2 separate regions of the Homo sapiens genome follow, and region 1 is linked to region 2. Evidence: chromatin loops called from intact Hi-C (ENCODE). Cell type or tissue: CD14-positive monocyte. All regions are shown on one strand. Links, peaks and the distances in the headings refer to the core of each region. The heading gives the core; the rest is flanking DNA.

Region 1 (17,044 bases), core at 2,905-10,904, 93 kb after region 2:
CACTGCCATTGTCTGGGCATTTGAAATTCTTTTTAATGTTTATCATTTATTATCTTGTTCTGCCAACAATTTTAATAGTTTCCTGCAAAATAGAGTACATGAGAATAGTTTTTTGGCCAGGCACAGAGCCTCACACCTGTAATCTTAGCATTTTGAGAGGCCTAGGTGGGTGGATTGCTTAAGCTCAGGAGTTCAAGACCAGCCTGGGGAACATGGTGAAACCTCATCTCTACAAAAAAATACAAAAATTAGCCAGGTGTGGTGGCTCGCACCTGTAGTCCCAGCTACTCGGGAGACTGAGGTGGGAGGATCGTTTGATCCCAGGAAGCAGAGGTTGCAGTGAGCCAAGATCGTGCCACTGCACTCCAGCCTCGGTGACAGAGTGAGACCCTGTCTCCAAATAAATAAATAAATAAATAAATAAATAAATAAATAAATAAATGTATTAAAGAAAAAGAGAATAGTTTTTTAAAGTTTTAAAATTGTAACTATGCTAATGTTAATGAACTGCCATGAGAGGGACTGTATAAAACATAATATGTACACTCCAGACTCCTGCTCTAGCATAGAGTTGTCCACTACAGCACATTTTCTCTTGAGTTCAACAAGCCAGTAAATCATGCTCAATGTAATGATTCCATTTTCCTACCACTTTCCTCTATTCAAATCGCTGGGAACCTTTGCTTGCTTGTGCAACAAAGCATGATGTCATTTGGCTTGCTATTAACCTGCTCAGAAGCAGAAATGCAAACGAGGACACCAAAACCACGTGACACTACTCAGCTATAAGATAGTTATTCTGATGATTCACAGCATGCTTATCTTAATTGTTTTAGATTAAAAACAACAACAATAAAAATGCACAAAATTAAAAAACAATTATCTTTGGACTTCTGTACTCCTGAGAAGACAAACATGGAAACAAACATAGGTTCTCTTAGATATTAGTAGACGTGCTGTAAACAAAACAAAATTTAAAAACTTCCATTGTTGAATATGTCCAGGAAACCCATTACCATATTAAAGGCTTTGAGAAATTCCAGTTAACTTTGTTTTGCTCAGTTCAAACTAGAATGTATTTTGGCGAATGCCAATGTAAACAACAATACACTAGGTACTAGAATCAATACATCTAGAGAGAACCACATAACTTCAGAGACAAATCATCTCAAAATGTTGACTGGCAAATTGCTTTCAGCTCAGATTTTCTAAAATTTGTTTTTCTTTTTTTCCACAGCTCAGTCTTCAAAGGTCTACAGAAATCGGATGTCTGTTTGTACGATATTAAGCACACATAGTAATATCTGTATTCAATTTAACTCTCATCTTAAAAAGAGGAATTGTATTTTTAGTTTGAATATGCACAATGCCTAGTGCATTGTCTTACATGTCATAAACACTCACCAAATGTTTAATATTTGACTGATGATGCAATTTATCCAAGCCCTAATTGTAATTCACAGGCATGATTTTTGTTCATAATAACCACGTCCTTGGAGACTGAAGCAAATGGACACAAATGATAAAGCCAGAGTACTGTTGGGAACCTCTAGCCTTGTTGTTGTTGAATAAATATTCATGGTATATGCATGAATAAAATATATGGTAGGACATTTTTATTTATGAATACAATAAACAAGATTGAAAAGAACATGGGATATATTTTTAGCTAGTGCCTTTCCCTTTTTATGGGACTGGATGGTTTGATGCTTCATATTTTAAAAAGGTATTTTCACCTCCTTTGAGATTTTTATGAGTCCTTTTTAGTTGGGAAAAACTGCTGCCTCCTGTAGCACGAGGTCTGTAGAAGCTGCTTGTGGATTTTGGCCCTGGGGATGTAGGCGTTATTGTGTATTTCTATAATTTCTCAGGGATATGTAACTTGCCTATAAAAATATGCCTGTGGGTTGAATCTTGGCAGTTAACATTTCAGTAAGAGAATATATTTAGTAATATCTGAATGTCTAAAAGAGTAACACATAGGTAAGCTATTTTAAAAAACTGGGTGACAAAAACATTGGTTGTTATTGCCACTTTTTGAATGTGTTTTGCTATAAGTAAATATCAGCTTTAAAATTTATTTTTTAAAAAACATTTGAGAGGCAAGGATTTGGGTTAGCTCTGCATTGGCTCCCCTCGTCATGAAAAACAAAGAACTCAAATCCTTCATTTGGAAAACTGGTGACACTGAGCTAGACTTTCTGAGGATCTGACATCTTTGCATACTAGGTATTTCCGTTGCCTCTGTAGTGTTGACATAAGTCAATACATACTGACTTTCGTTTTTGGGCTCAATTTTTGTTTGTTTGTTTGGTTTGGTTTTTGAGACGGAGTCTTGCTCTGTCCCCCAAGCTGGAGTGCAGTGGTGCAATCTCGGTTCACTGCAGCCTCCGCCTCCTGAGTTCAAGCGATTATCCCACCTCAGCCTCCCGAGTAGCTGGGAATAGAGGTGTGCACCACCACGCCCGGCTAATTTTTGTATTTGTAGTAGAAATGGGTTTTCACCATGTTGGCCATGCTGGTCTCAAAGTCGTGACCTCAGGTGATCTTGGGCTCAAATTTTGATGGGTAGTAATGATCTGGAGATCTGGAGTTCTCATTATGATCTCTCTTTTTCATTAATTCAGTTAGTTTAAAAAGTATGTATAGAGAGTGTTTAGCATTCTTAGCCTTGTATTGAAAATATACAATGACAACACCTAAGAATTGGAGGGCATTATCTTTGTCTAACAGGTGATTGTAACTTAGAAATGCAGATGAAACAAAAGTAATCAGCAGTGTAATGTAAGTCTTTTGCTCAGAGATACCATGATTAGTAGCTTACGGAACAGACACAAGTTAATTAGCCTACAAATTTAAAAAACCAAAATGAATGAATAATAAACAGATTTGGAAGGTAGATTAGTGGAGTGAAAACCTCATGCTTTGAATCTAAGTGCTACTATTGATTGTTACCTAGACTTTTTTAGCTTTAATGCCTTCATTTGCAAAATAGGGATAATTATAGCTACCTTGCAGGGTTGTTGTAAAAATTAGATAAATACAATGTGTTCTATAAATGGGGACTATATGTAATGAATATTATTTTCATGACTAAATCTCCATTGGAGCTTCACAGCCATTAAGTACTAGTAGTAATACCCAACAAGGGAAAATTTGGGTTGTTTAGAGTAGCTGGAAGGGTCTTGTCCTTGCGGAGGTGAGACCTGAGTGAGAGTAGATTACAGACAATTGATGCGAGCCAAAGGGAAGAGTAACTATTACCAGCCAAAGCTTGGCTTAGAAGAGGGCCTTTCTTTGACCTTACTTAGGAACTGAAGCCCCTAGATGCTAAAGCCACATGGCAGGATTATAAATCCAAAACCTGCATGTTCATACTCAATAGTGTGGCATATTCTTATGCAAATTTTAAGTTGGATATAGTTATTATTACTGAAATTTATTTAGGTAAGAGGAGACCTATTGCAAGACTAAAGAAGGAAAATAATCAGACTGTATCAAAACTCATCTGTTATTGGCCATATTTTCATATTTTGAAAAATACACTGGTTTATCTTCCAAGCACACAGAAAGTTGAGCATTAGACTTGGTGTTTTCACAGACATTATCTCATTCCACCCTGACAGCATAGTTGGAAAGTGTGCATTCTATCCTCATTGTAAGTATGAGGAACAAGGCTTAAAGAGCCCAGTAGGGCCAGCATCAGAGCCTGGGTTTTATTCGCCTGTAACTACACCATGTTACACAGCTCCTGCATATCACATATCACAGTGGTTTTCTGCTGCTATTCGTAAATTTCGTAGGTAACTGAGAGAGAGAGCATTGAGGGTGAGGGGATAGAAGTGTGGAGTGAGACAGGTGCTCTTGCGATGGAGATGGGGGTATATATGGCACATAAACCATGGGATTGCAATGGGGACTGGGCAGGGAGGAGACCACAGACCATCAGGCAACCAAACTCTAAGATAATTGTCCAAGGACTATTAATTTACCACCTTGGGGCTCCCAGTGAGACCCCAGAAACGCTGAAACCCTATTTCCTGTTTTCTCTTTTACTTGCTAGATGTCCCAATTCTTTTTTAGCATAACTTGATGTGACACCAATGTCTTTGATACGTGTGTCTGAGAAAGCAGCTACTGAAAACCATCTTCTCCAGCAAGCCTTCCAGGACTGCAGGTAAGGGTGTCTGTCACTACTCCCAGCAGCCCCCAAGGGTGGACAGTAGTAACCTCCTGGGATTCACTCTCACCTGTCACTCTGTGCATCTACTCACCTTTCTTTTTATTCACAGTAAACCCTTTCCTTGAATTCAATGTTAACAACATTCTCTACACCCCCTTTATAGTCCAGTGTTATCTGGTTATCTGCCTCACTTTGGAAATCAGAACCTCCTAATTAGGCAGGGTATGGTGGCTCACGCCTGTAATCCCAGCACTTTGTGAAGCCGAGGTGGGCAGATTACCTGAGATCAGGTGTTTGAGACCAGCCTGGCCAGCATGGTGAAACCCCATCTCTACTAAAAATACAAAAAAATTAGCTAGGGGTGGTGGCATGGACCTGTAGTCCCAACTGCTTGGGAGGCTGAGGCAGGAAAATCACTTGAACCCAGGAGGCAGAGGTTGCAGTCAGCCAAGATCATGCCACTGCACTCCAGCCTGGGCGAGAGAACCAGACTCCATCTCAAAAAAAAAAAAAAAAAAAAAAGAACTTTGTAATTGTTTACTAGAAGCCTTGGGAAAGACCTTGAATTTGCAAACCTGTGAATTTTTCCACTCTGAGGACGGGAGCAGAGCCTGCAAGAATCAGACCAGCCCTGTCATTGAAGCTTTGGGCTGTCTTCTGGACTATTTTCTGTCTTTTACTCTTGAGTTAGCAGTTTCACTCTTAGTATGGTATAAGTCAAGTTTGCAATGACAGTGAGTTTCAGCACTCTGCCCAGGTGTGCAACTGTATTAAGGTGTCCATTGAACAATGCACAACGAAAGCTTTTAGATCACTGGCAGAAAATAAATAAATTGAATAAGTAAAAATTGAAAGCAGATTATAGAATTAGTTAAGCATAGTTTTTAAAGCACTATGTTTCTTTATTCCAAAAGGAATACATGTCTATTGCACAAACTTTGGAAAATGTAAGAATTTGACATGATTGTTAACAGAGCAGAGGCATTTATCTCTTAGCTGGCTTGGGGTCCATTCTCCTTTCCACATCATTTTCTCCTGTGAGAGAACAAATGTGACAAAGGGTATCAAGAAGTTTCTTTTCCTTCCCTCTTTTCAAGACTGCATCTTACAGAGGTGTGTCAGATCTAGAATTCTACATAGAGGGGCTTAGAAGTCATGTCTTGTTACAAAGAGAGGATTAAAGCTGTGAGTTTGTAAAGCATGTGACATAAGACCTGAAAAACATCAACTATTCGTTTTGAAGAAGGGCTCACAGAGAGATTTTGAAAGACAAAACCCTCCCAAGCTACACTCCTAGTGCCTCAGTTGCTACAGAGGGGTGTCCACAAGACTATTTAGTTACCTATTCCGTTAATAAGCATTTATTGAGCACCTTCTATGTGCAATGCCATAAGGTAAATCCTAGACAAAACAAGAAACAAAAATGAACAAACTGTGGTTCCCAGCTTTATGGAATTTTAAAATAACAAAAGATTTTGCTTGACATTTAGGTCATTTTCTACTAAAAATAATACTGTGATGAAATCCCTGTGGTTGAATTCTTTTGCACATCTCTGAATATTTCCTTAGGATTTATTTTTAGAAGGAGATGTGCAAGGTGTCAGCTTGATGATCTTAGAACTTGTAAAATAATCAGACAAATCAGAAGACATAGCCAGAATTTAATGGATTATTAATTTATTATCTATAGTAGTTGCGTTGTTCTAAAACTTAAAAGTACATGTAAAGAATTCAGGAGTTTGACTAAAAAGACATTTAAATGGCTGGGTGCTGTGGCTCACGCCTGTAATCCCAACACTTTGGGAGGCCAAGGTGGGCAGATCACCTGAGGTTAGGAGTTCAAGCCTGGCCTGGCCAACATGGTGAAGCCCCATCTCTACTAAAAATACAAAATTAGCCAGGCATGATGGCACATTCCTGTAATCCCAGCTACTTGGGAGGCTGAGGCAGGAGATCACTTGAACCTGGGAGGTGGAGGCTGCAGTGAGCCAAGATCATGCCATTGCACTTCAGCCTGGGCAACAAGAACAAAACTCAGTCTCAAAAAAAAAAAAAAAAAAAAAAAAGCCATTTGAACATCTCAGAAGCCAAAGAAATATAAAATCCAATCCACTCAAATGAGAAAGCTTCAAAAGTGAGTGTTACAGATCCCAATATGATTTGAAAATTAGGTAATAAGATGACTCACATCTAAGGACTTTTGTTTCAAATGATGAAATCTCTGTTTCAGGCTATAAATAGGGCTCAATACGCCAGTATGCCCTTTCAGTGTCATAAACACCGATCGAGTGTCGTCTCAGCCTGTATCACCTGGCACCCACAAAGCTTCAGCAAGTCAATCCATAAATTACACAGGGAGGTAATCCTCCAAACTGTGAAGGATGACATCATCACTTCCTTGATGACTAAGCCTCTTCCAACTCTACGAAGATTTAGAAAGTTTTTCATGGTATTAACATATTTTGTGTTAGGAAATCTATGTATGCTTAGTATTTTTGGTTCTTTCTTTTTCTTCCTTTTTTTTTTTTTTTTTGAGACAGTCTCACTCTGTCGCCCAGGCTGGAGTGCAGTGGCACAATCTCAGCTCACTGCAGTCTCCACCTCCCAGGTTCAAGTGATTCTCATGCCTCAGCTTCCCGAGTGGCTGGGATTACAAGAGTCCACCACCATGCCCAGCTAATTTTTGTATTTTTTAGTAGAGACAGGGTTTCACCATGTGTACTTTCAATGTTTATAATTTAGCCTATTACAGTTAACAGATCAGTTCTTAGTTTCTATTTTAAACATGTATGTTATACGTAATGGATTTAGACTTTTGATTTAAGTTGAAATTTTATTGAGCTGATCTATGTATTAAAATAGTGAAAAGATCCTAAAGCTCATTGTATTTATAAGCTTATTAGAGTCATGGTTTATTTGGTACCAGGAAAGTTTGTTTGTTAGAACAGACAATTACAGTGTTGAAAAGAAAATGAATGTTTAAATCTATAGAGTTTAAGGTATTCGAAGGAGCCCCTTTATCTTTAAATGAGATTAAACATAATTGATGGCCCCTAAATATAATTGTTATTAATTACTGGACTTTTGAATAATTCTTTGAATTTAACACCTTAATGAAGAGCTACTGTTTAGAACTTGTCATTTTAATTTAAAAGTTCAAAATAATCATTTTTACACAGAAAATTCTCTTTCAAAGACGCCAAAAAAAATACTCACTTAGAATTAATATAAATGCACAATTCTAGGCTTTTAGTACCTATTAGGCTGTCTATATTTGAAATTTTAAATTCTCTATCCCTGAGTAATCACAAAGTTATCCTAACAACACATTTTAAATATTTCTTTCTAATCTCTCTGTCTCTGTCTCTCTCTCTCTCTTTTCTCTTCTTACTGAATTTTGAATAGTCTAGGTCTAGGGCACACACTCTGACCATGTTTATGAGCTGATTAGCATAATAAAATTATAGGCGAAAAAATAAATCACTTAAAGGTACATAGAAGAAAAATAGAAAGTTATATAATTTTCTTCAGTGAGGATATAAATGCATGCTTTGGATATCCAGAGATTCAAACGAAATCCATTGGTTGGAAAGCTTTTATATTAGAGGAAAAAAGCTTTCATTACCAGAGGGGGAAAAAAGAATTGAGATGACTTTATGAAAGAACCACAAAACTAATTAAAGTTCTGTGAAAGAGGCCCCATAGGGAAAGGCTTAAAGATGTGGGATATTTAAACTGCAGAAAACTGAGGTGAAGTGTCTAGACAAAGTGGTTTGACTAAAGTTGGCTTTTAAATACTGGTTGAAGTTCTTCCAATAACTGGCCCCCTTATAAAGCAAATAAAGCTTATTTTAAAAATTCTTCAGCTGACCTATGAAGTGTAGAATTTAAGGATCTTTAAATATAGGAAGAGATATTCTATGAAGTATATACTAAACAGACATTTTCTTTCCTTTACAGATAGTGCAAAGGCAGAATGAGCTACAGCAAGAAAATTGTAGGTCGACATTAGAAAAATTTGTAGATCTAAGATTGCATTATACAAATAATATACTGGATGATCCTTTTTGGAAGGAAAAAGAAACTAAAATGCATAGAAAGCATTCTTTCTTAGTAGATGAATGTAAAAGGTGATGAGAAAATCACAGGGTGAAGGCACAGGGAAGAGAAGGGAGGATAAGTAGCCACTGGGCTTGGTCAAATCCTAGACAAAAGGTTAGAGAGGTCAAACTCAGCCATTTAATGCCCCTGCCCCTTCTCACATTCAGGTCCAGGAAACTAGCTTCTTGGGATTCTCACTTTCACAGTCGCTGCTCTGAACTCCACCAGTCTTACTCTAAGCCATCTAGCCAACTTCTCCCCATCACTCAGGGCTTTGTTTTTTCTAATTAGATAAAAATCGCTCATCAGGAAAAGTGGCATTTATCAAGGTGTTAATGGGTACCCCTCGGCTAATGTTATCTTTGTCCAAATATCACATTTGCTTTATAATCAGATTTCTTGAATATTTATAACTTTACTAAAAGGAATGACTTTAACAATAGAACTCTCTAGAACTTTTTTAGGTCAGGATGGGAGGGAGAAGAGTTTTGAGGGATCCAAACACTCCATGTACATTGGTTCAACAGCTAATTATTAAGCACTTTCTGTTTCAGACACAGTTCTAAGCACATGCTATAACTTCATATAGTGAAAAGTACTACGAATAAAAGACAACAAGGTGATGAGATAGAGATGAATGGGTAGAGCTGGGATAGGTGGTGCTGGTGGCTACTTTTTCTAGATCGTGCAGTCTCGGAACTCCTTTCTGAGAAGGTGATGCTTGAGCTGAGAATCTGAGTAAGATGGAGCTTGTTAGGTTAAGCTTTGGAGGCAGAGAATATTCTAGGAAAATCTTTAACTGAGGTTGGATGGCCTTTGCATGCATTCAACCTGAGAACATCAGTAGCACTTATGGAATTAATATTGGTCTCTCATCTTCTCTAGAGGTTTCAGAAAACTCTAGGAAATTCAGATCAAGCTTTGACATCCTCTATGATCTTTTTCTTCTTAGATTTCAATCTTCTAAGGCAATTAGAACAGATATACTCTGCTCATATAGGAGTCTATTATTTATTCTTTTTTTATTAGTTCTTGAACATTTATTCAACAAATATTTATTAAACATCTACCACGCGCCAGATAATACAGCAGTGAACCAAACATAAAAATCCATATCTAGGCTGGGTGCAGTGGTTCACACCTGTAACCCCAACATTTTGGGAGGTCAAGGCGGGAGGATTGCTTGACACCAGGGGTTTGAGACCACCCCGGCCAACACAGCGAGACCCCATTTCAAAAAAAAAAAAATCCACATCCATATGGAAATTTGCATTTTAGTGAGAGAGAAAAACAATAAAGAAAATACTTTATTTCATCAAATGTAAGATGGACAATTTTTCACACTTCAAAATCTCTGAAATTGTAATCTGACTTAGTACCATCTTACATTTGTAATTGGCAGCTGTTTTTCTTTTCTTGTGATACAAAAATAATGTTGCATCTTATTATCAAAGACATCTAAGATTTCATCAAGTGTTTCTTACTGATAATAAGAAAAATAAGTAGATGGTTAGATAGTGTTAAGTGCAAAAGAGAAAAATAAAGCAACTTTCACTGCCAAAATGAGTGAGAATAAATTAATTTTAAGAAAAGTAAAGCAAGAGGGGGAAGGGGATAGAAAGTGCTTGTGACTTGGAGGGGCGGGTGGGAAGGGAGTTATAATTTTAGATGGGAAGGCCTCATTGAGAAGGTGCCGTTTGTGCACGACCTGAGGGTGGTGAAGGAGGAAGCCATGTGAATATCTAGGGGAAAGGTATCCCAAGAAGAGAACTGCAAGTGCAGAGGTCCTGAGGCAGGTGCTTGCCAAGTATGCTTAGAAAGCAGCAATGAAGGCCACGTGCCTGTGGTAGAGTGAGCAAAGAGGAGAGCAGTAGGAGATGAAGTCAGGGAGGTAAGGAAGTGCCGGATCATGAAGAGCGTTAACAATTGATTTGTCATTGATGGAGAAGAAGCTGATTTGATGAGAAAATATCAAGGGCCCAACATAAGACACGTTTTAGAGATGTCTGGGAGTCAGTTTATCTGAGGCTGAAATTCAACAGAGGTCCAAGTTGGAGATGTACATCTAGGCTCTATATAGCCAAATTATGGACATGGTTGTGGTGTACATAAATAATTCTAAGGACAGAGCCCGAGGGAGGACTCCAGCATTTTATTGTGACCCACATAGGCCAACTTGGCCTCAAAGACAACTGACTTACCCATTCACTAGCAACTGTATGCACAAGGCTAAATTCTAGATTCATCCAATTACTTTAAAAGGCCCCGTGGGAATATACTCAACAACACTGTGTGTTTATTACAGAGGATGCTGTGACATGTGGTTATTCCTTGAGGAGCAGTGTTTTGTCTATTTCATCTGCTCTGGATATCTTCCAGTACTGGCATATCTTAGGACTGAGCACAGTTTTTCTCTGGATGGCTTCTATTCCATCTATTTTCCATTCCTTCAGAGGTTACAAATAAAGACACTGATTTCCTTACTCATAAAATGAGAGTTTAATGGCTACGTCACAAGATAACTGTGATGACCATTTCAAAGGAAATAAAGAAAGCATTTAGTGCAGCATGTGGGGGCATAGTGTAACATCCATAAATGTTCATTTGCTTATTTCTTTTTCCAGATATGGTCTTGAAGACATCTTAAAAAATCCGTTGGACCAGAGTATAAAGGTGTGTTCCAGAAAATTAGCCAATGGCGCCTGCAGTTATAAAAGAAAGTATGTTCAAAGATTTTCAAGATTATCTTGGAATCATATGAAAAGATTTAAATGCAAAATCTCCTCCTTGGTAATGTATAAGGAACTCCTGTGCTGCTTTGCATCATTGCAACAGGTCTTATACATAGCCTCAGTTATATCAATAATATGATTAGCCATTTATGTTAATTTTGCAGATTGGTAATAAAAATCTAGGCGTTTTAATGGATGTCCTTGTACTTCTTTAACAACTGTTTTTAAAGGATTTAACGTGTACCCAGTAGTGTACTAGCTACTGGAAATCTGCTGGTGAGTAAGACACCATCTGTGCCCTCAAAAAGATAATGTATAGCGAGACTGAAGAATAGAGTGAAATATGGCAAATTTGTCGAGAGGACTAAGTTGAGCACTACGTGAGAACGAGAGCACCACGAGTTTTCCTAAAATGTGCCATAACTTACTGGCAATTTAATTTTGGATGGGGGTCTAGATTCTGATGTTACAATTCCACTCTGTGAGTGGCAGATGATTTCAAACATACCTTTGAAATCAAATACTTCATTCGTATCATTACAGTTTCCTTTCTCCTTTCTATAGTCAGAATTTTTCCTTTCTACAGTCGGAAGTGTGAATATGAATGCCTGATCCTAACCCAAGCATGGCCGGCTACAATAAGAACAGGTATTACAGTCATTTTGTCAGTCAAGCCTGAATCACAGTGTCAATGAGTAAATTATCTCTCAATAGATCTTTTTGTAAAGGTGTGAGAGTATACATGTTCTGCTTAAGAACACCAGCCAACTGGCCGGATGTGGTGACTCACGTCTGTAATCCCAGCACTTTGGGAGGCCGAGGCAGGAGGATCACGAGGTCAAGAAATGGAGACCGTCCTGCCCAATATGCTGAAATCCCGTCTCTACTAATAATACAAAAAATTAGCTGGGTGTGGTAGCGCATGCCTATCGTCCCAGCTACTGAGGAGGCTGAGGCAGGAAAATCGCTTGAACTCAGGAGGTGCAGGTTGCAGTGAGCCAAGATCGTGCCACTGCACTCAAGCCTGGTAATAGTGTGAGACTCCGTTTAAAAAAAAAAAAAAAAAATAGAACACCAGCCTTATTTTCCTCCAGGGAAATCAAATGAATGTATTAGTCCGTTTTCAGGCTGCTGATAAAGACATTTGGGTAAAGATACCCAAGACTGGGCAATTTACAAAAGAAAGAGGTTTAATTGGACTTACAGTTCCATGTGGATTGTGAGGGAAGCCTCACAATCATGGTGAAGGCAAGGAGGAACAAGTCACTTATTACATGAATAGCAGCAATCAAAGAGAGCTTGTGCAGAAAAACTACCCCTTATCATAACCATCAGATCTCATGGGACCTACTCACTATCACGAGAATAGCATGGGAAAGACCTGTCCCCATGATTCAATTACCTCCCACCGGGTCCCCCCCACAACACAAGGGAATTCAAGAAGAGATTTGGGTGGGGACACAGCCAAACCATATCATTCACCCCTGGCCCCTTCCAAATCTCATGTCCTCATATTTCGAAGCCAATCATGCCTTCCCAACAGTCCCCCAAAGTCTTATTTCATTTCAGCATTAAATAAAAAGTCCACAGTCCAAAGTCATATCCCAGACAAGGCAAGTCCCTTCCACCTATGAGCCTGTAAAATCAAAAGCAAGTTAGTTACTTCCTAGATACAACAGGGGTACAGGCGTTGGATAAATACAGTCATTCCAAATGGGAGACATTGGCCAAAACAAAGGGGCTACAGGCCCCATGCAAGTCTGAAATCCAGCAGGGCAGTCAAATCTTAAAGCTCTAAAATGATCCCTTTTGACTCCATATCTCACATCCAGGACACACTGATGCAAGAGGTGGGTTCTCACAGTCTTGGACAGCTCTGCCCCTGTGGCTTTGCAGGGTATAGCCCCTTTCCAGGCTGCTTTCACAGGCTGGAGTTAAGTGTCTGCAGCTTTTCCAGGCACACGGTGCAATCTATCAGTGGATCTACCATTCTGGGGTCTGGAGGACAGTGGCCCTCTTCTCACAGCTCCACTAGGCAGTGCCCCAGCAGGAACTCTATGTGGGGCCTCTGACCCCACATTTCCCTTCTGCACTGCTCTAGCAGAAGTTCTCCATGAGGGCCCCCCACACAAAGGCCCCCCCAAACGCCCCACAGCAAACTTTTGCCTGGGCATCCAGGTGTTTCCATACATCTTCTGAAATCTAGATGGAGGTTCTCAAACCTCAATTCTTGACTTCTGTGCACCTGCAAGCTCAACACCACATGGAAGCTGCCAAGGCTTGGGGTTTCCACCCTCTGAAGCAACAGCCAAGCTGTACCTTGTCCTCTTTTAGTCATGGCTGAAGTGGCTAGGATGCAGGGCACCAAGTCCCTAGACTGCACACAGTAGAGGGACCCTGGGCCTAGCCCACAAAACCATTTTCTCCTAGACCTCCGGGCCTGTGATGGGAGAGGCTGCTGTAAAGACCTCTGACATGCCCTGGAAACATTTTCCCCATTATCTTGGGGATTAACATTCGACTCCCTGTTACTTATGCAAATTTTTGCAGCCAGCTTGAATTTCTCCTCATAAAATGGGTTTTTCTTTTCTATCACGTGGTCAGGCTGCAAATTTTCTGAACTTTTATGCTCTGCTTCCCTTATAAAACAGAATGCCTTTAACAGCACCCAAGTCACCTCTTGAATGTTTTGCTGCTTAGACATTTCTTCTGCCAGATACCCCAAATCATCTCTTTCAAATTCAAAGTTCCACAAATCTCTAGGGCAGGGAGAAAATGCCACCAGTCTCTTTGCTAAAACAGAACAAGAGTCACCTTTGCTCCAGTTCCCAACAAGTTTCTCATCTACATCTGAGACCACCTCAGCCTGGACTTTATTGTTTATATCACTATCAGCATTTCTGTCAAAGCCATTCAACAAGTTTCTAGGAAGTTCCAAACTTTCTCACACTTTCTTGTCTTCTTCTGAGCCCTCCAAACTGTTCCAACCTCTGCCTGTTACCCAGTTCCAAAGTTGCTTCCACATTTTCGGGTATCTATTCAGCAACACCCCACTCTACTGGTACCAATTTACTGTATTAGTCGGTTTTCATGCTGCTGAAGACCTACTCACTATCATGAGAACAGCACGGGAGAGACCTGCCCCCATGATTCAATTACCTCCCACCAGGTCCCTCCCACAACATGTGGGAATTCAAGATGAGATATGGCTGGGGACACAGCCAAATCATATCAATGGGGTAAAAGCATTTTTATTTTCTTCCTGGAGTATTTATATTCAATGGCTCCTGGAAGCAAAATCTCCAACCAGACATAGTGAGAGGTGAAGCCAGCTGGACTTCCTGGGTCAAGTGGGGACTTGGAGAACTTTTCTGTCTAGCTAGAGGATTGTAAACACACCAATCAGCACTCTGTAAAAACACACCAATCAGCGCTCTGTGTCTAGCTAGAGGATTGTAAACGCACCAATCAGCACTCTGTAAAAACACACCAATCAGCACTCTGTGTCTAGTTAAAGGATTGTAAACACACCAATCAACACTCTGTAAAAATGCACCAATCAGTGCTCTGTGTCTAGCTAACATATTGTAAACGCACCAATCAGCACCCTGTAAAATGGACCAATCAGCTCTCTGTAAAATGGACCAATCAGCTCTCTGTAAAATGGACCAATCAGCAGGATGTGGGTGGGGCCAAATAAGGGAATAAAAGCTGGCCACCCGAGCCAGCAGCAGCAACCCGCTTGGGTCCTTTTCCATGCTGTTGGAGCTTTGTTCTTTTGCTCTTCACGATAAATCTTGCTGCTTCTCACTCTTTGGGTGTGTACTAACTTTAGGAGCTGTAACACTCACCATGAAGGTCTGCAGCTTTATTCCTGAAGTCAGCAAGACCACGAACCCACCGGGAGGAACAAAAACTCTGGACATGTCGCCTTTAAAAGCTGTAACACTCACTGTGAAGGTCTGCGGCTTCACTCCTAAAGTCAGGAAGACCACGAACCCACCAGAAGGAAGAAACTCTGGACACATCGGAAGGAACAAACTCCAGACACACCATCTTTAAGAACTGTAACAACTCACCACGAGGGTCTGAGGCTTCATTCTTGAAGTCAGCAAGACCAAGAACCCACCGGAAGGAACCAATTCCGGACACAATGGTTCCTGTGTGTGATAACCTGTGAAACCATTTCACGGTGGTTAATTTTCTCTTAAGTTTCCAGGTAGATCACCAGCTTCCCTCAACATTTATTGAGTGTTTACATACCTGGGTTCTCGGAGGTGAGGAACTTGATAATGATCACCTTGTTGCCTCACTCCTCTCTTTCTGGACATTGTGAATTCTCTTTGATCCATTTTCAACCATAGACATCTCTGTGATCTTTGTTCTTGGAGGTTTACCAACTGATGCTACATCTAAAGAAAACACGTAATTAAAATTCAGTTGGAACCACTTAGAAATGAGCAATACTTAGTTGGAAGCAATTGTCTTCAAAATTCCTTGGTTATTCATTAAGGAGTAACCTCAGAAAACATCCCAGAAAAGGCTGACAGTTTACAGTTTGGAAGACATTAATTAATTTAATAAGGTTGAATTAGGGGCAAAATTTGCAGAAGGATACTCTTTTTGTTTGTTTTTTGAGACAGAGTCTCACTTTGTCACCCAGGCTAGTGTGCAGTGGCTCTCTGCAGCCTCTTCCTCCTGGGCTCAAGTGATCCTCCAGTCTCAGCCCCCAAGTAGCTGTAAACATAGGCACATGCCACCGCACCTGGCTCATTTTTGTATTTTTTTATGGAGATGAAGTTTTGCCATGTTGCCCAGGCTGGTCTTAAGCTCAAGCCATCTTCCTGCCTCGGCCTCCCAAAGTGCAGGAAATATATAGGCATGAGCCACTGTGCCTGGCCCAATATTAATGTTTTTTAAAAAGTAAAGTTAGAAATATAATTTCCATTTAAACAGGAAAGAATTCTTACTGTATTTGCCTAAAATAAAGCAGTATTTATTTTAAAGCTAAGCTTATAGTGCAAGTAATAATTCATCATTTTTATTTCCCAGTTAAAAAAATACAACTTTAGCATTCAAATTTGCATGCTCTTGTTGCCTTTGTAGTTATCAGTGTCTTCAGCACACATGCTGGTGTGTGGCTGCTCATGACTGCTTAAACTGATACACATTTTGAAGTGAATTCGAGATTTCCAGAGAAGGATGTATGCTTACAATTTTGTTAATAAGGTAAAGCATATGCTAATTAGGTCAATTCATGAAGGGAGACATTAGGTCCCTGGGCTTAATAAAAGAGCTGTATTGTATGTATTTCTTTACATCTCTCTTTGATTATGAGTTCCTGACGATCAGGGACCATGTCCTATTCATTGTTACAGTCAAAGCATTAAGTATGTGTAGACCTGACAGATAGTGGAAGCGTAATAAATAATTCTTGAACTGACTCTCAAACAGGCCCTACAGGCAATTATAGTATGGATAAATAAGAGTAGAAATGAAGATTAAAAATAAACTTATAACCCTGATCCTATATTTCTTTAAGATATTGATATGCCCTAGCACTATTGTATGTGGGATTACTAACATACTAATAGGTAGAAGTTAATGCAGGCCTCCAGGGCAGCAGCATATTTCATAAGTAAATTTTTTTTGGATCTTTTCTTAGTTGTTGTTATTTCTAGTATCTGCAATTCAATAAACCGAACTGCTGCATCTAACAATTTTCAGTGCTTATTGTGTATCTAAAGCCAAATATAGCAAGGTTCCCAGAATACTGGATTCCTATAATGGCATAATTGATTTCCTCTTAACGGCTGTGTGTCTGTGTGTGAGTGTGTGTGTGTATGTGTTGTGTGTGTGTGTTTTTCACATAATTACTTATCTATTTAAAGGGGAAAACTTCTGAGAAAAATCACAGGAGGACTGAATTTAGCCTGCTCTGACGAACTAAAAATATGAAATAAAAAATGAACCAGTCTTGGTAAACCATCTCTTACCTCACTTTCCAAACAAATCCATCTGCAAAATT
Region 2 (15,283 bases), core at 7,284-15,283:
ATTCTATCAGAGGGAGAAAGAGAGAAAGAATGGTCATTACAAATGTTGTTAGTAAAGTATTTCAAAATGTTTACAGTATAAGGAGAATATAAAGATGTCTAAGTGCAGCATGATCACAATAATATGTGTTTATGTATTTATACAAATCTACTATGTGTTTAAAAACTGGTAATATATACATCAAAATGTTATAAAGGTTATGTCTTTAATGGAGATAATTTAAAAGACATTTATCTTGGCCGGGTGCGATGGCTCATGTCTGTAATCCCAGCACTTTGGGAGGCCAAGGTGGGCAGATCACCTGAGGTCGGGAGTTTGAGATCAGCCTGACCAACACGGAGAAACCCCATCTCTACTAAACATACAAAATTACCTGGGCCTGGTGGTGCATGACTGTAATCCCAGCTACTCGGGAGGCTGAGGCAGGAGAATCACTTGAACCCGGGAGGTGGAGGTTACGGTGAGCTGAGATTGTGCCATTGCACTCCAGCCTGGGCAACAACAGCAAAACTCTGTCCCAAAAAAGACATTTATCTCTTGCTTATCTCTTTTCTTTGTACTAGATGCTATGTTAAATGTTTTTCTTTGGTTTTCAATTTTTTAAAGTATGAAAACCTACATATTAGACTATAATTTTGTGCTTATCTTTTAAAGCATATGGTATTTTCCAAACCATCTGTAATAAAAATTAATTATCTCACCAGTCAGAAAAAAAAGATGGATATTTATTTTCTAAATAAGAGGCTCTTTAGTAGAGATTTGAGCATTCAGTTGACATTTACTTAATTTAGCCTATTCTCTTATTAAATACTTGAAAGAACTCCTATAGATCACAAATTAAAAACCATTCTAAAGAGTAATGAAAAAGCAGGAGGTGGGAGCAAAGCACAGAGTCTTAGAGTCAACCCATTACCCAGGCATGGCTACAGAGCATGTAAAGCTGACCAAAGACTCTTCCTACCTATTGCTGCCACCTCACATTCTTTTTTTTTTTTTTTTTTTTTTTTTTTGAGATGGAGTCTTGCTCTGTTGCCTAGGCTGGAGGGCAGTGACACGATCTCGAGTCACTGCAACCTCCGCCTCCCAGGTTCAAGCGATTCTCCTACCTCAGCCTCCTGAGTAGCTGGGACTACTGGCACGTGCCACTGTGTCCAGCTAATTTTTGTATTTTTAGTACAGATTGGCCAGGCTGGTCTTCAACTCCTGACCTCAGGTGATCCGCCTCGGCCTCCCAAAGTGCTGGGATTACAGGCGTCAACCATCGCGCCCAGCCTGTCACCTCACATTCTTTACTTACCAATGTAGGCTGAGTATCCCTACTCTGAAAAACCAAAATCCAAAAATACTTCTAGGTCCTAAGCATTTCAGATAAAGAATAGTCAACCTGTAATGTGGGATATTAGTAGTTTATGTACATATTTCATAAGATGCTTCCATGGTGAATACACCAGTGCGACCGAGAAACTGGGAAAGCAGTCCCCTATTCACTGATAAATCTCATTCCTATTATCTTTTCCCTACCAGACCTTAAAAATATCGATAGCAAAGTTCTGAGACACATTCCGTTTCAAAGTAATCTATAACCTACTCATAAATAATACTGTTGATTAGAAATAAAAGGTTTAGGTTAAAAATTCAGTATTTTTAGAGTTAATTTTAACTAGGGTCCTCACTCTTAGAAGTGCAATTAGTCACTGAGCTATTTTCAGTGCAACTTGGTAAAAACTAAAGAAGAAAAAGTGTTAAATGAAATACGATCTAAAAAGAATGGATAAATATAAAGAGAAAACAAACGCAACAAAAATTATATATTAATAAAGATTCTGTTCCAACTTCAGGTCAGGCCATAAGAAACAGTCATCCCTGGTATACACACGGCATTGGTTCCAAGACCCCCCCAGCCTCTAGTCCTACAGTTGGCCCAGGAACATCCAGGTATATGAAAAGTCAGCCCTCCATATCTGCATTTGGTTGGGAAAAAAACGTGTATCACAAGTGGACCCATGGTCACTCAAACGCATGTTGTTCAAGGGTCAACTGTATTTGGAGGAAGAAAAAAAAATATGCATCAATGTAGACTCTTTCAAAAAATTTAGAGTCTAAATAAGGTTTCAGCAAGCTACTGCCCACAGGCCAAATCTTGCCCACTGTTTTTGTATTGCCCATTAGCTAGGAATAGTTAAATAGCTGTTTAAAAAAACAAAAACAAAAACCCAAGACTTTGTGACAAAGACCCATATGGCCCTTTATAGAAAAGTTTGCCAACTCCTGCTGTAAGTTAATAACTCTTCACATTATTTGAAGTATTCTCAACAAATATTATTTATTCTCTTTATATATTTTTTTAAATTTACCACTCTGAGAAAGTACTGGTTATGAAAACCCATCTGATTTTAAAACACAGAGATTCTGTAATGAAACTAGTTAATAATGGAGCAAAGACAAGGATGAAGGTGTTACGTTTTTAATTAGTATTTCCAGCCTTTCAAAAAAGTAAACTTTTAAATTAGGTACATAAGTTACCAAGGTTACTAATTTGTAGCCTTAGGAAACTACGATAAAATAAAGTAACTTAAACTAACTCACAATAAAATATTAAATGAAGGAAAGTTATTCCCCATAGTCCCCCCACTCCCAGCTAAAATATTATTTTTTCCATCTACATAGTAAAAAATTTTTCTAAATGAAATGTACTATACTGGCAAGACTGAATTGTAGACAGAATTCAAACATTTCTGGTGACATAATAAGCACAATATTTTTGGAAAGCAATTACAGTATTTATCTAAAGTCATTCAAATGTTCATAGCCTTTGACATAGTAATGTTACTATGGGAAATTATGCTAAGAAAATATGTGGTTTTTTTTTAAATGACAGTTATAAAGAGATTCTTAACATGGCATCCTAAAATGTCTTACAAAGAAAATTTACTTAAGCATTTAAAACTGACCCATAATCTTGCACCATTTACCTATCTTCAAAATATATCCTACATCCAACCACCTACCACCACCACCACCACCATCCCCCTAGTCCATGATAACTATTTTGTCTCAGGCAATCTGCAGCAATTGCTTCCTAGCAGGTATCCCTGCTGTTAATCTCACAATATAGTCTCCACACAGCAGCAAGTGATAGTTTATAAATGTAGGTTAGGGCTAGGCACCATGGGCTAGGCACCTATAATCCCAACACCTTGGGAGGCCGAGACAGGTGGATCACCTGAGGTCAAGAGTTCAAGACCAGCCTGGCCAACATGGTAAAATCCCATCAAAAATACAAAAAATACAAAAAAAAATTAGGTGTGGTAGTGTGTACCTGTAGTCCCAGCTATTTGGGGAGCTCAGGTGGGAGGACTGCTTGAGCCAGGAAGGAAGAAAATGAATGAATGAATGAATGAACGAAGGTAGGTTAGATCATGTCATTCACTTGCTCAAAGTCCTCCAATAGCACTCTTCGGTCTTAAAAATAAAAATGCAAAGCACTCTTCCTTCTCTGGTACCTCCTATGTTTCCTTCATAGCATGTATTATAATTTGTAATTATGTATTTACTTGTGAAATTGTTTAAGTCTATATCCTCTACTAGGCTTTAAACTCCGTGTTGGTAGGGCTCACGCCTGTTGTACTCACCACTACACACCCTCTACCTAACAGTCTTGAACGCTATAGGTAATTAGTACTGCCTCTTAAATAAGTGAATGAATCCATTTGATGTAAATATATGCAGATACTAAAAAATGAATGGAAATTTTATTAGAATTAAGCAGTTAACATAAATACAATTTAACAGATTTTTCAATTATATAATACAAATCCTTCTCAAATATTCTGAAGATACTACATATTTGAAATGAATGTTCACGACAAATGCCCCACTTTCAATGTAACAGTGTGCAAAGGCAGATTTTTTAATCTTTCAACAATTTGTTTTAAAATCTATGTTTCAATGTTCTCTTAGAAAAACAAGCACATGTTTAAGATACCATAAATTTTATCAAGACAATGAAGCTGTTAATTTTTAAATTACAATATATATTAAGAATAATTTAATAAATTTTACCTTCAATTAAATTTTATATAATATGTAAAGTTTTATGTAAAAATACAACCAAAACAATACACACAGAGATTTTAACACATTTATGGGAGGGAAGAAAATAAGACTAGGGAAAAGAATGCAGGAGTCTTCAACAATATTAACTTTTCTATCTTGGAAAAAAGAAAGAGCTAAATCAAATGTTGCTAAATGTTAAGATATGAAAGAGCTGGTTGGTACACACATGAGGTTCATTATACTACTATTCTATAAAGCACTAAGAGTGCACCCATTTTATCATTACTTAAAATGGATTTCATATTTTTAAATTTTTGTTGGTTTGATAAGCTACACATTTTTATTGTTTTCATACCAATTTCTTTGAGGAGTAATAATGTTATATAGGTTTTTTTTCTTATCTGCATATTTATCGCCAACGTGTGTCCTTTGCCCATGTGGAATTTTAATCTTCTTTTACACTGACTTGCATAATTTTTTTAATGAAGTGTTTCCTGGTTTATTAAATGCCTTTATTTTGAGGAATTTAAAAGCTAACTCATTCAAGATAAGATAACCTCATTAACCAGAACATCAAGTTTGTCATTTTTCCATTATAATTAATAACTAAATTATTCAGTGTGTTCACCTTTTAACATACTCGAGTATGGGTTTTCCAACTCAGGCAGTGACTCTGACACAGAGACATATTCCATGTATCAAAACAAAACAATATATACATTCCAAGTATAGATTTTGTTTACTATATTGTAGTAAACAAAAAACCTAAAGAAACTAATAACTTTTACTAAAGGTAATCATATTACTATTAATAGTAATTACAGCAGTCAACATTTACTGAGCCCTTACTTATATGCCAGATACTGTCATAAGCATATTACAAACATCATCTCATTTAATCTCCATCTTCATTCTGCCAATTCCATGAGATGCTCTTCTCAATATAACTAGAACTGCTGAAAATGTCAATAATGTATTACTCGGGGATTTCCTCTTGAAATTGTATGTTTTCTTAATGTATTAAGTATTGTAAGGACTTTTTACATACTGCTTAATAACACCTGTAGGAAAAGATGAGAAACTTTTACTCAATTAATGCTCAAGTACTTTACGTTACTCTTCCGAAAGGTTATTTAAATTCACTGTAGAATGATGTGTTCCGCACTTTCCGTTTATAAGCCATCAAAGACGGTTGTAGACTGTCAGAATTATAATAGGGAAGAAACAGGGAATTTAGGGTATGTAAACAGAGGTTGATGAGTTCATTCCCATCTACCCACATCAGTCTCCCTTGTATCATAGAAACACTTATTGAAAATCTAGGTGTCACATTCCGTGTCACACATTATATAGTTTCTGACCTCAAGCAACTAAGGTGAGTGGAAGAGACATGAACGTAAATAAATAATTAAAATAAAATGAATGTAACACCATATGCAAGACGAAGTACAATGGTGGCACACAGGAGAGATCAACTTTGTATGCATTAAGAAAGACGGGGAGGGGAAGGACATTCCAAGCAGGAAGGAGCAAACAGAATGTAAAAAACATAGAACAGCATGTTGAGGACACAGAACCAAGGAGCTCCATATAACTTTAGCTTAGAACAGCGGTCCCCAACTTTTCCGGCATCAGGGACCAGTTTCGTGGAAGACAATTTTTCCAAGGACCGAGTTGGGGGTGATTTCAGGATGAAACTGTTTCACCTCAGACCATCAAGCATTAGTTAGATTCTCCTAAGGAGTATGCAACCTAGATCCTTGCATGGGCAGTTCACAACACGGTTCACGCTCCTATTAGAATCTAATGCTGCCGATCTGACAGGAGCTAAGGCAAGTAATGCTCACCTCCTTCCGGCTGTGCAGCCCAGTTCCTCACAGGCCACACAGGTGGGTACCAGTCCGCAGTCCAGGGTTTGGGGATCTCAAAGGCTTAGAGGATCTCTAAGGCTTAGAGGCCTTAGAATAAGCACCAAGAAGTGAAACTGGACAATCAAGCAGGGGCCAGCTTACGGAGGGTCATGTGTATATTAAGTAAGGAGTTTTAAACTTCATCCTATACAAAATCACTAAAAGGTTTTTAAAATAGGAAGGGAGATCAGATTCATTACTAGCATTATCATGACAAATTATAGAAAGGGACAAAATGTTTTGGCCCTTCCCAGACACTGACTCATCATACCCACTCAGATTCACCAGTAGCAGCCAAAGGCACCTCTGCAGGGATTAAGCCTCAGCGACAAGGGGCCCCTCCTCTGAGCTTCCAGTTCTGATAAACCCCAAATCTTCCCAGCATTCCCTGAATCTTAGGAGTAGTGCCCATTCTTGATGTTACTGTGTTACTTCAGTGTTTTTTTGCCTTTCAGTCTTCCAACACCTAATTAGTTCTCTGTGCTGAAATATCTAGTATGGTTTCTGCTTTCTGAACTAGACTTTTGACTTCTATAAATGTTAAAAATGGGTGGAAATAAGAGAGAGAAGAAGGGGGAGGGAGGGAGAGAGGGGAGCAGAGACTGGGAGATGAGCTACGAATTATTACAAGAAATGACAAAATCTGAACTAAGGCAGCAACAGCAGTATGGACCGAAAAGATTAAATAGATTTGAGAAATACTTAGGTAAAATTGTTGGTAGGAATGTAAACAGTACAATCACTACCAAAACCACTTGGCAGTTCCTCAAAAAGTCAAAGACAGAGCTACCATATAACCCAGCAACTGTACCTTAGATATACACCCGAGAGAAGTGAAAACATATGGTCACACAAAAACGTGTACATAAATGTTTATAGTGGCATTATTCAAAATTGCCAAAAAGAGGAAATCACTCAAATGCCCATCAAATGAACAGATAAACAAAATAAGGTATATCCATATAACAGAGTATTATTCAGCCAGAAAAAGGAATGAAGGAATGATCAACAAGCAAAAACATAGACGAACTCTGAAAATATCATCCTGTGTGGAGGATGCCAGACACAAAAGGCCACGTCTGTACGATTCTCTTTATATGAAATAATCAGAGTGGACAAATCCACAGAGATGGAAAAATTAGCAGTTTTTAGAGGCTGGTGGGAGAAGGGATTGGGGAGTGGCTGCTAATGGATGTGGGACTTTTGGGGTGATAATAACATTCTGGAATTAGTAGTAATGACTGCACAACCCTTGTGAATATACTAAAAACCATGTACACTTGAAAAGTGTAAATTGTATGCTATGTGAATACATTTCAATTTTTTAAAATAACAGAGCTTACCGACAGGGGATGAGTACAAAGGGGAGGGCGAAGGAAAAGATGAGTGATATTGGGCATGTTGAATTCCCTGTACTCATGGGTTGTCCTGGTGGATATGACCTGCAGGCATCTTGATATACATACATGTCTGGTGCTCAGGACAGAAGTCCAGGCTAGAGATAGACTTGGGAGTCTTCGATCCATGGACAGCCGAAGAACTTCACTTATTTGTGCTATGGGCTTGGGCAAACTACTTTATCTCACATCTTCTCTAAGCTATTGTTCCTTCAGCTGTGAAAGTAGGTAAAACTGCATACAGGACTTTATACATAGATTAATATTAAAGACCATGAAAATCTCTTTATAAAATGAAAAGTGCTATAAAAAGTTAACTGCATTATTTTATATACTACACGCAGGCCAAAAAGTAGGGGCAGGCCACTGGCTACTGAGAACTGTTCAGAAACAGTATCTTCTCCTTACAAAATCACTGGGCACCTACAGTTGAAATAATTTTGCAAAACTGGTCACCATATTTCAAAATAAATATAATGGAGCTGGACAAATCACAGGGAAGGATAGCTACAACTGAAGGCTATGAAGGATTTCTGTTTTGATTAGGGAGTGAAGATGTTAAAGAGCTTATTTTCATGGCAGAATTTTCAATTAAAAACTAAGACATTCACTAAAAGTAAGGATAAAGAAAACAAAGACTTCTTTACTAAATGCTGGATACTTAAAATTATAAGAATGGTGAACATTAGCTTAGTACTAGAGAGAATTAAGTGTGTACTACTCCCAAGAGAAAAAACTAGTTCAAAAATCTGAATGAACTCAAGGAAAATTTATATGACAAATTTTGAAAATAACGATATAATGAGCATACATGTGTAACCTGTTCAAGTCAGATGGCATTTGCCCACAAGTGATCACTTGAAGTCCAGGTAAGAATGAGAGGCTGGAATGACCGTGGATCCAATCTTAATGCCAATATAATGTTCATATTTTATATTATATACCTCTCATATTATTTATTTAGCCTTAATAGCAATTTCCTTAATCCAAGACTACATGTGAATTATGTAATTTATTGAGGCTTGAAAAATAAGCATGAAATAATCTAACGGTATCTGAAACTTTAGTGCCCTTTTCTCTCTCCAAAACGAGTATTTACTTTTCCCCCAGCCCAATGGTATAAGCTTATTTTAAAAAACTAAAACACAACAAAGGATGAGGGAGTAATTTTGTTTCTAGATGAAATCATACTCAACACAAGGTGCTGTGACCCAGCTTCACTTACATAATGGACATTTTTGAACATCAGTATATCTAAATCTACCTAATATTTCCAACAACTATGTAATTTGTATATATGGACATACCATAATTTATTCACCCATTCTCTATTGGTAGACATGAAGATGATTTCCATTTTTTTAAAATCATAAACAACACTGCAGTAAACATTCTTATATATACATCTTAAACATTTATCCAATTAAATCCTTGGATAAATTTCAAGAAGTTGAATTACCTGGTCAAAGGACATGTAGTTTACATTTTGAAACATATTTCCAGACTGACCTCCATAAAGTCTGAGGGTCTATACTCCCACTACAGTGCAAGGCGCACACTTCTCCATACCCTTCCTAGCAGTTATCATTTTAACCTTAGCCAATATGAAAGTACAGAAATGTTATTTATTGTTTGAACTTGCATCACATTCATGAAGTAAGTGTCTTTTTATATGTTCATGTTATTTATTTTATTTCTTTTTTGGTAGACAAGCTATTTATATCTTTAGTACCCCCCATCCCTTTTTTTCTATTTGTGTGTTTGCTTTTCTCTAATTCATATATAAGATAGCTTCCTGTTACTTGAACCAAATGGTTTTTCTAGGTTTTCATTTGTCTTCTATCTTTGTTAAAGAAAACTTAATTTTTATGCAGCCAGATAGCTCAGTTTTTTCCCAAATGTTTGCCTTAATGGTTTAAGGATACTCTGATGATGAGAAAGGAGTCTCACTTTTCTCAAGGGTGAAAAATATTTATCCAAATTCCACAAATAAGGAAACCTAAAGTTAAATCACTCAATCTATGTTACTTAGATAACACTGCAAGATCCATAATTTAAGAATGACATTATCATTTTTATTTCACAAGTGTATAGTTTAGCATTAAAATTTACACAAGGAGAAACAGGGTAGAACCAGGGTTCTCACTGCGGGAGAAAGAAGGTGAAAAATAGTTAACTCTTGATTTCTTAGTAACATGCATTTCTAAGCTCTGTGCCTTGAAAACGGTCTAGAAGCAGTGACACTGCTGAGGCGGGCAGATCACGAGGTCAGGAGTTCGAGACTAGCCTGGCCAACATGGTGAAACCCCGTCTCTACTAAAAATACAAAAAGTAATTGGGTGTGGTGGTGCATGCCTGTAATACCAGCTACCCAGGAGGCTGAGGCAGGAGAATGGCTGGAACCCAGGAGGTGGAGGCTGCAGTGAGCCAAGATCGCGCCACTGCACTCCAGCCTGGGCAACAGAGCGAGACTCCATCTCAAAAACAAAAAAAAAAATTAATAGAAATAGTGAAAATAAAATATTTGAAAGGATTAAGGAGGGACACACTACCTACCTTACTTTTTTCAATGTTTTATTTTGAAAAAATTTCAAACCTATAGAAAAGTAGTAAAAAATAGTACAGCGAATAGCCTCAGCCTCCCAAAGTGCTAAGATTACAGGCATGAGCCACCATATCTGGCTTATTTCTACTAATTTCTATATTAAGATCCCAATAATTTAACTGTTCCATAACCTACACATTATGAAATAATAATGGTTAAGAGACGCCAGAAATGTAATGCTCTTAAGTATAAAGCCTCTAAATTAAGTCATATATAATTAGCATGATTGCCTAGAAACACTGCTCTTCAAAATAAAGTGGGCCATCCATATCCATGGGTACTGCATCTACAGATTCAACCAATTATGGATAAAAGATATTCTGAGGAAAAAAATCCATGAAGTTCCGAAAAGTAAAACTTGAATTTGCCATGTACTGAGTACTACGTTGAACCCACATGAATGAACTGATGTGCAGGCATTGTAATAGGTATTACAAGAAATCTAGAGATACCTAAAACTAATAAGCTCCATGAAGGCAGGAATCTGGTCTGTTTTGCGCCTCAGTGTATCTCTAGCCCACAGGAAGACTGCATGGTACAAAGTGGGCAGTGAAGAACATTTCTAGGATTAAGGAATTAGTTGTATTGTTAAAACCAGAATCTTAGGAGATTCCAAACCATAAAATCATTTTTTCCTTTCACTTAATTCCATTACCAACTTCCATTTGTATGTTTTTAAATCTTTGGATTTATAAAAACCCAAGGTAGAAAAAAACCATGACCAGTAAAGTTTTATATTCAGGTCTTAATAAATACTTATTCTTAATTTGACCTAAATACAGTACCTGAGTTTTCTGTTTATTCTAAAAATCAGGTGCTCACAACTATTCTACAGTCCTATAAAACTCTACAAAATGTGCACTTTCACAATTTGCCACTTCTGAATAGGACCCTCCTATCATCCCCTGTAACACACCACCAAGCCTTGGACTCCATTAAGCAGCTCCTGAGTGCATGCAAAGAAGCTCAGAGAGCCACACTGCTGCCTTTTAGTCCCTTCAACAAAGTAAGCTCAGTAAGTGTTAACAACTGAACCACCCTATTTTCTTATATACTGCCTCGTTTCCTTTCTTAGTTCACTATACTCACCTACTTAGTTAGGCCTAACTAATACAGACAGTAATCTTTATATTAATATTAGCAGAGAGCAAAAATGATACGAAATCAATCATATAAGACTTTTAAATAAAACGAATATATTTATAAATTGATGCCACCCATAATTTAAACAGCGAAACTACACAAACTTAGGATTTCACTGTTACTTGTTATAAAGCAAATAATTTGACCAGTAGAGGGCACTCACAAAAGTGGGGAGAGCTTCACAGCCTTGAAGAGAAATGATTTATAAAATTGCTGTGTGTCTCTGATTTTAAAAACAGAATGTTTTAATAGAAGACTGGAGTAAGCTAACATATCATTAACGTACAAAAGTTAAAGTTTAAATCTTTGTTATACTTGAAAATCTAACATAAACCTTATGTCAGGGACATGAATTTGACAATTTAAAGGATGTTTAAAGCTACAGGTTAACATATCAAGGTTTGGATCTTAACACCATTGAGGTTTGGGGTCAGATAACCCTGTTGTGGGGGCTTTCCCGTGCACTGCAGGAAGTTTAATATTAGGTTGGTGCAAAGGTAACTGCAGCTTTGCCATTTAAAGTAATAGCATCTACTCAATAGATGCCAGTAGCAGTACTCTCTCCCCAAGTTGTGGCAACCAAAAACATCTCCAGATGTTGCCAAATGTCCCCTGGAGGGCAGTCACCCAACCATCCCTCATTGATTACTAAAGATATATGTATAAACTCAGAAGAATAGCAGCTTACAAATTACATAAGGCTTTTCTTATACCAGTCTTCAGTATCAGTTTAATTTTACAAATTTTCTCTCTATAATCTACATACTTCATTCGTAGGTAAAATGAATTCTACAATGAACATGGAAAAATAAAAATAAAATAAAAATTAAAATAAACCTTGGTAAATAAATACTCTACAGCTCAGAACACTAAAGATGAAACAAACCAATCCAATGATTAATCTGGTCTTCCTTACTGAATAGGAAACTGTTCCATCAAAGAGGGGCATAATACTTGAACTGAATTATAAGTGCCACAATAAAAGCATGCTGATGTCAAACAATTAGAGCCTGGGAAAAAATACTTCCTGCTATATTTATTCTTACTAGCATATTATATACAGTAGATACTTAATATATATTTGGTAAGTGATCAACTAATCATTCTGATCTCTGTAACTACCTACATTTTTTTAAAACGAGACTTTTCCTCTTCCACCAAATTTTACCTTAGAAAAAAAACTTCAGGGTTTTGATAATAAATGATCTCTGAACTATAAAGGTATATATTTCTAGCCAAGTATTGTGTTTGGGGGCTATTTTGAGTTTTCAATAATCTTGCCCTAATAACGAGGTATTTCATTATCTCTTTAGTGGGCTTCATAAAAGATAACAATATATACTTCACAATACAAGTAAAGGTGATTATGTGCACAGCCTCGAATACAAACATACTCCATCTATGTGTCATACCTGAATGATTTTACATCATACCTCTGCCACTAAGTTGCCATTAGATAGCAGGCTAAGTTCAAATTTTGGTATACTTACAAATCTGAATTAGTCTCCATTAGTAAATATTTTCTTAATTTGAAAGATAGCTAATTTTCAGTTTTAAAAAGTTATACAAGAGTACAGTGCAAATTCTACTTAACTTGGTCTCAGAGAATTTAAATTGAAATCCTACCACTTATTAGCTACGTATCCTTAGATGAGTTACAACCTCTCAGAGACATTATTGAAAGAAACAATAGCCACCCTCCTTACTATCTCTTAGTGTAAATTTTGAAAAATCTAAATCACCAAAAAATACAGTATTACTTGATTTAAATTTTTAAAAAATTTATTTCCATTTTAAATGTAGAAAAACTGCTAATAATTCCAAAATGTGCAGTCATATCCTTTCTAATTTTCTCTCTGACCCACACGGATTGGTAAATACCAATCAAAACCTGCAATGGCAGTGAAATCCCCATATCCTCCTAAATTTTTAACTTTTTACAATAACATGGAGTCAGCATTTCCATTTAACCAACTATTTAACTACTAAGTTCTCCTGCCTTTCTTACAGTTTAACTACACCAAGAACTTAATGTAATGTGTCAGTTCCCTCAGAGACTCACTGTAACTTGGGAGATAAGAGATAATCTCAGATACCTTTTCCCAGGTGACTAAACTACGTCAGGGACCGTCAGTTTCAAAGTTCACAGGTAACCAATGCTTCCCAGAGTCAAGTCTTCTGGTTTGGCAGAAATCATAAGCAGAGTTATAGGTTTAAGTTTATAAACTTTTTCAGCCTTCCGCCCAAATAAAGGCTTAACTGTTAGCTTTATTTCTTCAACATTTATATTGCATTTTAACAATCATTAGCAAAAGGTTTCCTAACCCACTTTATCACATTCATGACGTCATGCTGTATATACTCATATAGCACTCATGACCTCTGATTGGAAACAAAGTGTAATGGAATTTCTCAGATTTTCAGGGAAGACAGACAGCATTTCCAGTAAAATCACCTTCCAAAATCCCAGGAAAACTTTCAGGCATAAAGTGAATTATATTAAAACTTCCTTTTACATCTGATTTAAATAGTAGAGTCTGCCAAGTAACCCTGAATTTGCAATACAGATTAAAATGGGTGCACTATTCAAACCTCTTCAAAGAAACAAAACTATAGTACACATTGAATTAACTTGTCAAAAGTAAATATACAGAGACTATTGCATAGGCAGTCTACTTCAATTAGACTGTTCCCCTTTACTGCTGTAAATTCTTAAAATTGGAAGCCAAATAAAGTTGTTTCTATGTTTAAATCAAATCTTTGCAAATAGGCATTATTTCTCCACTTTTTTATAGTACCAAAAATATGTGACGTTTCCTTATGATTAGTTATCTAATCAATTCTCCAGGTTCTAAACTGCATAAATATCTTCCCAAGGCCACCCAATGCCCTCAGAACTTGCCTCAGCGCAAAGTGTCTCTTCAAGACACTACACAGTACAGTACGTTAATAAGGCACTTTGACCTGTTCTAGATTTCACAGCTTGGAACTTGAAGAAAGTTCTTAGAAATTTTTCAGAACTGATTTTTTTAAATTAGTACACTAGATGTAGAATAAATGCTAAAGTATTAGGACTGCTTAACCCAGGGTAAAGAAGCCTAAGAAACAATCTAACAATATAGGGCTATTTCAAAGACAAGGCGATATGCTTATTTTCCATCTCCACTGATGTTAAATTTAACATGAAGATCCAAATTACATGTAAAATATGCTAATAAATATGTTCTGAAAATGAGTTAACAAGGACAGTTGGGGAATGTCCCCTCCTGGAGGTCTTTGAGATTAAATAAATCCTCATCTGCTTGGGATGGAAGTTCTACTCCATGACCTTCAAGGTGTCTTACAGGTCTTTACTTATCATTCTGCTGCTGGTCTTTACTTTGGTAAATTTTCATTAAACTAAAAAAATCTGAAAATAATCCTCAAAAACATGATAACAATTTAAATTTACTCAAGGAATTTTTTTTTAAATCCTAGTATTTCCTTGAGTAAATTTAAAAATGACAACAAAGCAAAGGTAAAGTTGGTAATAGTACCTTTATATAAACCACACCTTAGGCAAATAATTCATTTTGTAAAATTTATCCGGTAGTTGTAGGTTCTCTAATGTTGAGAAGAAGATAGGAAAATACTGCTGATGAAGTTTAAAAAAATCAACCATCAAACAATTATATTTCACTAGTACAATTAAATCTAACCTTTACATATGATGTCACAATACCAAGAAACCCATAAAAATAAAAGTTACAATAAAAAGATTGTCTTTTAGGTCCAGATAGGATACAAATTTCTACCCTCTCACGAAACTCTGAAATACACTTCCAATCAAAATGCACAGAGAGTGAACATCATGGACCCTGACATACTCCCAAGGAAAGTAAAGTTCCCATATTAATGGTTACATATAACTTGAAACCCAAGGTACATTTCAGATAACTTAACTTTCAGCATAATTATCTTGTAATAAGTACTCATGAAAATGGTCAGAGAAACCTTTATCTGTATCAAAGAATGGTCCTGCACCAGTAATATGCATATTAAAACAAGATTTACCTCTATTGTTGGATCATATTCGTCCACAAAATGATTCTGAATTAGCTGTATCGTCAAGGCACTCTTGCCTACGCCACCAGCTCCAACTACCACAAGTTTATATTCAGTCATTTTCAGCA

Evidence for each region. A loop is a pair of places that touch in the nucleus more often than their neighbours do. Peaks named below come from ENCODE experiments on the same cell type or tissue, not always from the same donor. Only the 100,000 strongest peaks of a DNase experiment are listed, where the experiment ranks them.
Region 1: a loop joins it to region 2, with 2.8 times the contacts of the local background. A loop is called at or near these places in 28 of 110 quality-filtered maps.

What each region holds. Positions count from the first base shown.
Region 1 is chr12:25,327,505-25,344,548 of GRCh38, forward strand. It overlaps LOC105369701 (a long non-coding RNA gene), which reads right to left. Exons shown (of 4, transcript XR_931444.2): 3 at 15,280-15,428; 4 at 15,100-15,190. Among named protein-coding and RNA genes, the nearest start is that of KRAS, 85 kb to the left of the region's middle. In CD14-positive monocyte, for the core only: no CTCF peak of the experiment used is centred there; a DNase peak (open chromatin) is centred at 6,497; H3K4me3 peaks cover 1,481 bases; H3K27ac peaks cover 1,736 bases.
Region 2 is chr12:25,230,110-25,245,392 of GRCh38, forward strand. It overlaps KRAS (KRAS proto-oncogene, GTPase), which reads right to left. Exons shown (of 5, transcript NM_004985.5): 2 at 15,165-15,283. The coding sequence starts at 15,275. Among named protein-coding and RNA genes, the nearest start is that of KRAS, 13 kb to the right of the region's middle. RefSeq lists an enhancer at 13,904-14,073. In CD14-positive monocyte, for the core only: CTCF peaks have their summits at 11,247 (motif pointing right) and 11,452; a DNase peak (open chromatin) is centred at 11,272; H3K27ac peaks cover 690 bases.